Regions from separate parts of the Homo sapiens genome. Here regions 1 and 3 are each linked to region 2. The links are chromatin loops, found by intact Hi-C in ENCODE. Cell type or tissue: endothelial cell of umbilical vein. All regions are shown on one strand.

Evidence for each region. A loop is a pair of places that touch in the nucleus more often than their neighbours do. Peaks named below come from ENCODE experiments on the same cell type or tissue, not always from the same donor. Only the 100,000 strongest peaks of a DNase experiment are listed, where the experiment ranks them.
Region 1: a loop joins it to region 2, with 5 times the contacts of the local background. A loop is called at or near these places in 1 of 110 quality-filtered maps.
Region 3: a loop joins it to region 2, with 5 times the contacts of the local background. A loop is called at or near these places in 1 of 110 quality-filtered maps.

What each region holds. Positions count from the first base shown.
Region 1 is chr4:172,980,919-172,983,418 of GRCh38, forward strand. All of the region lies in intron 10 of GALNTL6 (polypeptide N-acetylgalactosaminyltransferase like 6), which reads left to right. Among named protein-coding and RNA genes, the nearest start is that of GALNT7, 190 kb to the right of the region's middle. RefSeq lists an enhancer at 1,435-1,694. In endothelial cell of umbilical vein, no CTCF peak of the experiment used is centred here; a DNase peak (open chromatin) is centred at 1,433; H3K27ac peaks cover 1,467 bases.
Region 2 is chr4:173,250,996-173,253,495 of GRCh38, forward strand. All of the region lies in intron 2 of GALNT7 (polypeptide N-acetylgalactosaminyltransferase 7), which reads left to right. Among named protein-coding and RNA genes, the nearest start is that of MIR548T, 16 kb to the right of the region's middle. In endothelial cell of umbilical vein, no CTCF peak of the experiment used is centred here; a DNase peak (open chromatin) is centred at 1,506; H3K27ac peaks cover 1,900 bases.
Region 3 is chr4:173,056,889-173,059,388 of GRCh38, forward strand. No RefSeq gene overlaps it. Among named protein-coding and RNA genes, the nearest start is that of GALNT7, 110 kb to the right of the region's middle. In endothelial cell of umbilical vein, no CTCF peak of the experiment used is centred here; DNase peaks (open chromatin) are centred at 743 and 1,173; H3K27ac peaks cover 1,893 bases.

The DNA.
Region 1 (2,500 bases), 270 kb before region 2:
AGGTACCTCACATAAGTAGAATCACACAATATATTTCCTTTAGAGACTGGCTTATTTCGCTTAGCATAATGTCTTCATACAACATCCATGTCGTTGTATGTATCAGAACTTGGTTTCTTTTTAAGGCTGAATAATACTCCATTGAATGTATATACCACATTTTCTTTATGCATCCATCTGTCAATGGACACTTGGGTTGTTTCCACCTTTAGGCTATGCTTAATAATGCTGCTGTGTACATAGGCATATAAATATCTGTTCAAGCCCTTGCTATCAATTCTTTTGGGTATACACCTAGTAGTGGAATTGCTGCATCATATGGTAATTCTGGGTTTAACTTTTTTGAGGAAACGTTAAACTTTTCTTCCATAGCAGCTACCCCATTTGGCATTCCTACCAACAGTGCACGAGGGTTCCAATTTCTCCACATACTTGCCAACACTTGTAGTTTTCCACTGTTGCTGGGTTTTTTTAACAGCCATCCTAATGAATGTGAAGTGATATGTCACTGTGGTGTTAATTTGCATTTCCCTAATGACTAATGATGTTAAACACCTTTTCATGTATTTATTGAACATTTGTATTTCTTCTTTGGAGAGATGTCTAAAACATCTTTTGCCTGTTTCTATTGGTCTATATGTCTGTCTTTATGCAAGTACCATACTGCTTTAATTACTGTAGCACTATAGTAAGCTTAGAAATCATGAAGTGTGAACCTTTCGACTTTGTTCTTCCTTTTCAAGATTGTTTTGGCTATTTTGGGTCCCTTGAGATTCCATAGGAATTTAAGGATAAATTTTTATATTTCTTAAAAAAACATTGAGATATTGATAGGACTTGCATTAAATCTATAGAATGCTTTGAGTAGTATGAACGTCTTTTTTTTTTTTTTTTTTTTTTTTAGATGGAGTTTCGCTCTTGTTGCCCAGGCTGGAGTGCAGTGTGATAGCTCACCGCAACCTCTGCCTCCCAGGTTCAAGCGATTCTCCTGCCTCAGCCACCCAAGTAGCTGGGATTACAGGCATGCGCCACCACCCTGGCTAATTTTGTATTTTTAGTAGAGACGGGGTTTCTCCATGTTGGTCAGACTGGTCTTGAACTCCTGACCTCAGGTGATCTGCCTGCCTCGGCCTCCCAAAGTACTAGAATTACAGGCATGAACCACCGCACCCGGCCAAACATCTTAACAATATTAAGTCTTTTGATCCAAGAACACAGACATCTTTCCATCTACTTATGCCTTCTTCAATTTCTTTCTGCATGAATAATATTTTAGCCAAATGTTTCCACAAGCTCACTGCCCTTCTGCCCAGGCAGGTCCCAAATGCAGCTCAGCAGGCTTCCCAGGTTCCTCAGAGCCCTCCCTCTGCTCTCTCCATGACTCAATCACCACGGGACATCTCACACCAGAATAAAGCCAAGGAGCTAAACTAGAGGGAGGAACTGTGCCCTTAACGTGATTTTTGGCTTTATTGTCCCTGGCTAAGCTTCTTTGTTTATTTGTGTGAGTCAGCTTCACATTTCCTCTAGAATTGAGACTGCTATCAAAACAGGCCCTGACATGTTAGCCAGCAGCCAGTCTATACATAAGACAATGGTCCTCATGACTGAAAGTCAGAAGAGATGCTGAAGTCTACAATTAGTGTGGGGCTTTCACAAGCTCTTGAGGCCCCAAGACAAGGGGTTGGAATCCCAGGTTTACTACTGACTCACTATAAATTACCTATGTATTGTCTAGCAGGTTGAATGGCAGCCCACAAAAAGATATGTCAAATCCTAATTTCAAGAACATGTGAATGTGACTTTTTCTGGAAAAAAAAAGATAAGATATTTTTAGATGGAATGAAAAGATAATACGAAAAAAATTTTTTTTCCAAAAAATATTTATCTGAGATGAGATCATCCTAGATTTTCTAGATGAGGTATAAATCCAATGAAAAGAGTCTTTGTAAGTAGCCAGGCACAGAGGGTCAACTATCACATGTTCTCACTCATAAGTAGGTGCTAAAAAATGTATACATATGGATATAGAGAGTGCAATAATAGACAATGGAGACTCAGAAGGGTGAATGGGTGGGAGGGAGGTGGATGATGAGAAATTAGTTAATGGGTATAATGTACTTCATCTGGGCAATGGATTCCCTAAAAGCCCTGACTTGACCACTACACATTCTACGCATGTAACAAAATTGCACATGCACTCCATAAATTTATACATTTTTTTAAAAAAAGAGTCCTTGCAAGAGACATTCAGGGAAGGCAGAGATTGCATAAGCCACCACAAGCCAAGGAATGCTGGCAGCCACCAGAGGCAAAGAACGTAATCTCCCCTAGAGCTTCTGGAGGAAGCACAGCCCTGCCGACAGCTTGATTTCAGACTTCTGGCCTCCAAAACTGTGAGATAATAATTTCCAGCCACCAAGTTTGTGATCATTTGTTCCAGCAGCCACAGGAAACTAAGACACCTTGTTTCCTCATTCAAAATATGAATAATGGACAG
Region 2 (2,500 bases):
TCTTCATGGTATCTATCAAATTTTATAATTAGATATTGGTTTATTAAGTTGTTTATTGGCTGCCTTTCTCATTAGATAAGTTCCTAAGAGCAAGAACTATGCCTATTTGTAAGCCTAGTAACTGACAAGTAGGAACTCAGTAGTAGTACCCAGTTGGTAAATATCTGTCGAGAATGAATGAACGTGTGAATGAAATCAGCCAGGGTTCAAACCTTGATGCCATCACTAGATGTGAGATCTTTGACCAGTTACTTGTCCTCTCTAACCCTCAGTTACCTAAACGTTAAGACAGATCTAACCATACCAATCTCTCAGGATTAGCATTAGAATTAAAATGACATAATTGACTACAAAAAGTCTTTTATTAGCCTGTTGGTTAGAAACCTGAGTATTATTAGCTGTTTTTACTGCTATGGTATTTTCTTCCTTACCTTGTTGTCAACATTCGAATGTTTTCAGTTACTATTTAGCTTTGATAGGCTCTGTTGCTTTTTGGAAAACATAAATGTCACACATTGCCTTGTCTACATCCTCTTGCTTCTACTAGTACCTTCCATGATGCTAAAGCCTTCATTTCCTTTGAAAATTTCAGACACACTGATTTCCATGGGAACCTCGCATCTCTGAGTCCTCCTTGCACCCCGCAGTTTCCTTCCTGTCTCCTTTCTTTCCTTCTTCCATGCCTTGCATAGCCAGTTCTGTCCCGTGTTCTTTCCTCTGGCACAACTGGAGCAGTGCCTAGAAATAGGACATTGCATGTTTTTGTGTATTATTTCTGTAAATATTGTGTCTCCAGTAAAATTAAAAGGCCCAAATCTATTTTAGTAAATGCTCCTAAGCCTCTCTTTGAAATCCTATACTAGTGATAAAAGTCATTTTTTAATATTTCAAAATGCCCAAATATAATAAATCCCAGAAACTTTTTTAAACTGAATCCAAATTATTTTTTAAACTGGATTCTTTCTCCCACTTAAAAAAAATGAGATAGGCTTCATTCCTTTTTGAACACTTACAATTCAGTGTAGAGTATAACATACTTTTCTAAGTAAAATTATTTATACTTTAGAATGTGGACAATCTTTGGAATTTTTCTCTAAAATAATAACCAACCATGAATAAAAATCGCCTAAGTGTTGCATATTACCTAATATGCATATTAGCACTTGTCTGCTTTTACTAGCAACATATTGAAAACATATCGCACATCCATATTGTGCACATGAGGATGCACCCTTCCTCATCCTCATCCCTCATGGGGAATGTGCTTGGAGCCCCTCAGAAGCTGGCTTGCTGTGGCTGGCTTTTTGCCGCTTCAGAACACAGGCCCTAACAGCCTTGTTCTCCTGCCTCTGTCTGTCATAGAAATGAGGCACCTGCATAGCTTAGAGACCAGGCTTGGGCTGTTTGTCCAGCTGTGACATCTGACACTGTGGTTAGCTTGTTCGTTCTTGCGGCTGTTGTGTAGTCTTTGTAGATGAATGTTCTCTTCCCTAGAAGCAGGAGAGAACTGTCCAGCTGCTGGCATGACTCACACTTCTGTATGTGATAGCTTTGAATTACATTCACTGACTGAGTAATTTATTGGCTGTTGATTGCGTGTTAAAAGGGTGAGTAACAGTATTTTGAGTGAACTGGAGGCCTGCTTCTTTTTTAAAGACTTGAGCCAAGAATGACTTCACCTGCCTTCACACTTTTTTCTATAAAATACAAATATGATTTTCTTCACAGTTCAACAGATATTGAGTATCTCTAATATGTAATGCACTGTCCCTGCCTTCAAGGGGCTCACCATCTACCACTAGGGAGAAAGGAAAGAATGCCATAATGTAAGGCAGAATGTAAGAACCATTAGAAAGGTATTTTAATAATGTGGTTCAGAGGAGTGAGAGGTCAAGTTACAGGGGAGTCAGAAAAGGATACTTTGCCAGGCATGGTGGCTCATGCCTGTAATCCCAGCACTTTCAGAGGCTGAGGTGGGCTGATCGCATGAGTCCAGGAGTTCGAGACCAGCCTGGGCAACATGGTAAAACCCCATCTCTACCAAAAATACAAAAAAATCAGCTGGGCGTGTTGGCGCATCCCTCTGGTCTCTTCTACTTGGGAGGCTGAGGTGAGAGGATCCCTTGAGCCTAGGAGGCAGAGGTTGCAGTGAGCCGAGATCACACCACTGCACTCCAGCCTGAGTGATAGAGTGAGAGCCCATCTCAAAGAAAAGTAAAAGATAGTTTTCTTTTCTGAGGGGGATACTAGGGAAGACCCTGAAGGATGAGTAGGGTGCCTTCAGGAAGAGGGCACTTGAACATGTAGTAGAAGACATGAGCATGTAGTGCGGTTTACTTGGATCTGGAGGTATGTGGAGGGAAATACAGCTGGGAAGATAGTAGGGCATTGGAAGACTACATGCCATTCACAGAGTCTACATTGAATCTGGTATTTGGGAAGACCCACTGAAGGTTTATAAAGAGAACTTTGGGGATTTCAAACTAGTAGAGGTGTTAGA
Region 3 (2,500 bases), 190 kb before region 2:
ACTATTATCCCAATTGCCAATTTTAACCAACCCAGTAAGTAAATAGCCTGGGCCTAATCTTTATAGGCAGTTAAACTGTGCAGTGCTTAATAAATACTCCTGGGTGGCTGTGTTAAAGCAAAACAAAGAATACTGCTGGATAACAAGACAGCTGCAAAAATTAACGTTAGCTCCCAGAGGAGATAGGAGTTTCCGGATCACAGAAGCTATCTGTGACAAGAGAGATACCTATTACAAAAGAGTGATTATTAAAGAACACTTTAATTATTATTAAAAGAACAATAAGCCACTGCAGATACATTTAAGGCATTCTACAATCAATTTTAAGATAAGTAACGTTGCCTGAAGTACAAAAGATAACAAAATACAAACCCCATCCAAATGTATCAAAGCCTGGCAATTAACTTCTCATTACCAGAAACAAACTTTGTGTAAAATGGCTATTGAAGAAGGATATTGGTCCAGGAAGGCAATAATGGAGTTTGGTGGGTCAGACCTTGAGTTTTCTACAAAATGTATAGCTTCTTTTTTCAACTAAGTGTAAAAATCCTTGCCAGAAGCAGGAAAAATCTATATGCTAATCATATTTCCAATTGGGCTCAAACTGAAGGAAGTTAAGAGGAGAGCACAAACATGACTCAGAGGGCAAAGAGACTGACATACACAAAGAAATTATTAAAAGATTCTCAAATGCCCAGCTCTGCTGAGTAACGACCGAGAGGAGACATGATTGTCATTGGAAAGTGTCCATAGAGTAAACAACAGTCAGAGTCATTACTGAGCTGAATAGAAGGACTAAATTGGGGTAAAATTAAGGACAGAGAGATTTAAACTGAATGTCCGTGATGAGAAGGGCTGCCAGATAGTGAAACATCTCCCCAGGGTTAACCAGGAGACATCCTCTCAGAAGGCTTTCAAAAGTCAGGCTCTACCATGAACCAAAGGAGCATTTTTCCAATCCAAAGAAATGAAAAAAAAAATCCCTCCTTAAAGAGCAGGATTATATTTTTGGAGGGGGGCAGGAATAATTATCTGAGGTTTCTCCTAGAGAAGGAAAAGTCTGTGTTGAATCAACAAGGGAAGCTCATTTTAGAGGAGGTGGGGACAAAGGCAGGAAGCATGAAAAAGGGAATGTCACCAGCCAGCAGAAAAGAGGTAGGAAGCAACACCCTGTCTAGACTCCATAAAAACAATGACAGACCCATGACTGGCAAACACTTCTGCAGTGGTTTTGTGCTGAAAGTGATGGCACAGGCATCTCCCTGAGCTCATCAGCATGACGTGGTTTTTCCTAGCAGTAGCCTCAACAGTTGGTGATAACCTACCATGTAAATTCCTTGTATCCTTAAGCTAAGAAATAATTCTCTAAAAACCATAGGAGGCTAGTCTTTGTAGTATTTTCTATTTTTAACTAATGGCACTTAACAGAGTAGTGGTTTAGAATACAAGCTTGGCATCAAGCGGATCTGGGTTCGAATTTCACCTCATTTACTGTATGACTATTGGCCCTCTAATATAGCCTTTCAATGACCCAAATTGTCAGCTGAAAATGGGGTGATAATTTATACCTTTAGCAATCAGTGCTCTTGGTTGCAAGAATTACACTGGAAAACATCAGCAGAGGAGGAATTTATTGGAAGGATATTAGAAAGCTCGTAGAATCAACAGTAGCAGCTGAGAAAATGGGTGGGAATTAAGGGAGGTAGAGCGCGCTGAGCCATGAGCAAGGCTATGCCACAGAAACTGCCTGGTGAGGGTGTCACTGTATGAATTGCTGCTCCCACACACTGTCAGACTCTGCTGCCACTGGACACTGGATGCTGTTCCCATCCCCTCTGTGTCATCATTATGAAGTGAATTCTAAAAGATCGCTGCCTCTTGTTTATCTCACTTAAGATTCTCATTCAATACTGGGAGCACCTGATTGGCCAAGCCTCAGCCACAATGCCTGTAGCATAGCTGCCAGGGGAACAGAGAAAAGGTAGTAGCTGATCCTTTGCATCTTCTTTAGTGTAAGGCAGGATGCAGTGTCCCATGGAGATTTACAAAGTGCATGTTTTCCTCCATATAAGAAAGAGATTCGAACACTGGAAAGCCAAAACTCAGGACAAACATCTTTCCTAGTTCACCTCTATGTCTGCCCAACTTTGCCTACATTCTTCTTCCCCTAATTAAACTTCCAAAAAATGTTCACACCTAACAAAACACAATGACCCTTATATAGTGAATAACCCCCTCCCAAACAGAAAACAAGACATCGATTCTCACACCAACTGGAATCCAGGCTGTCTGAATGATGTTAATCACTCTAAGGTGTATAACAATCTCATCTTGATATCCATCAACCAATGAACCAAATTGTAACATGAGTAACTCTACCTTAGGCTGTTGGAAAGAGAGAGGAAAGAAAAAGAAAAACAGCAAATATGCAAGTGTCTGTCTAACCCATATCTATCAGGTTCTGAGCTCAGAAAGTAAAACGTCGGATAGGAGATGTTAT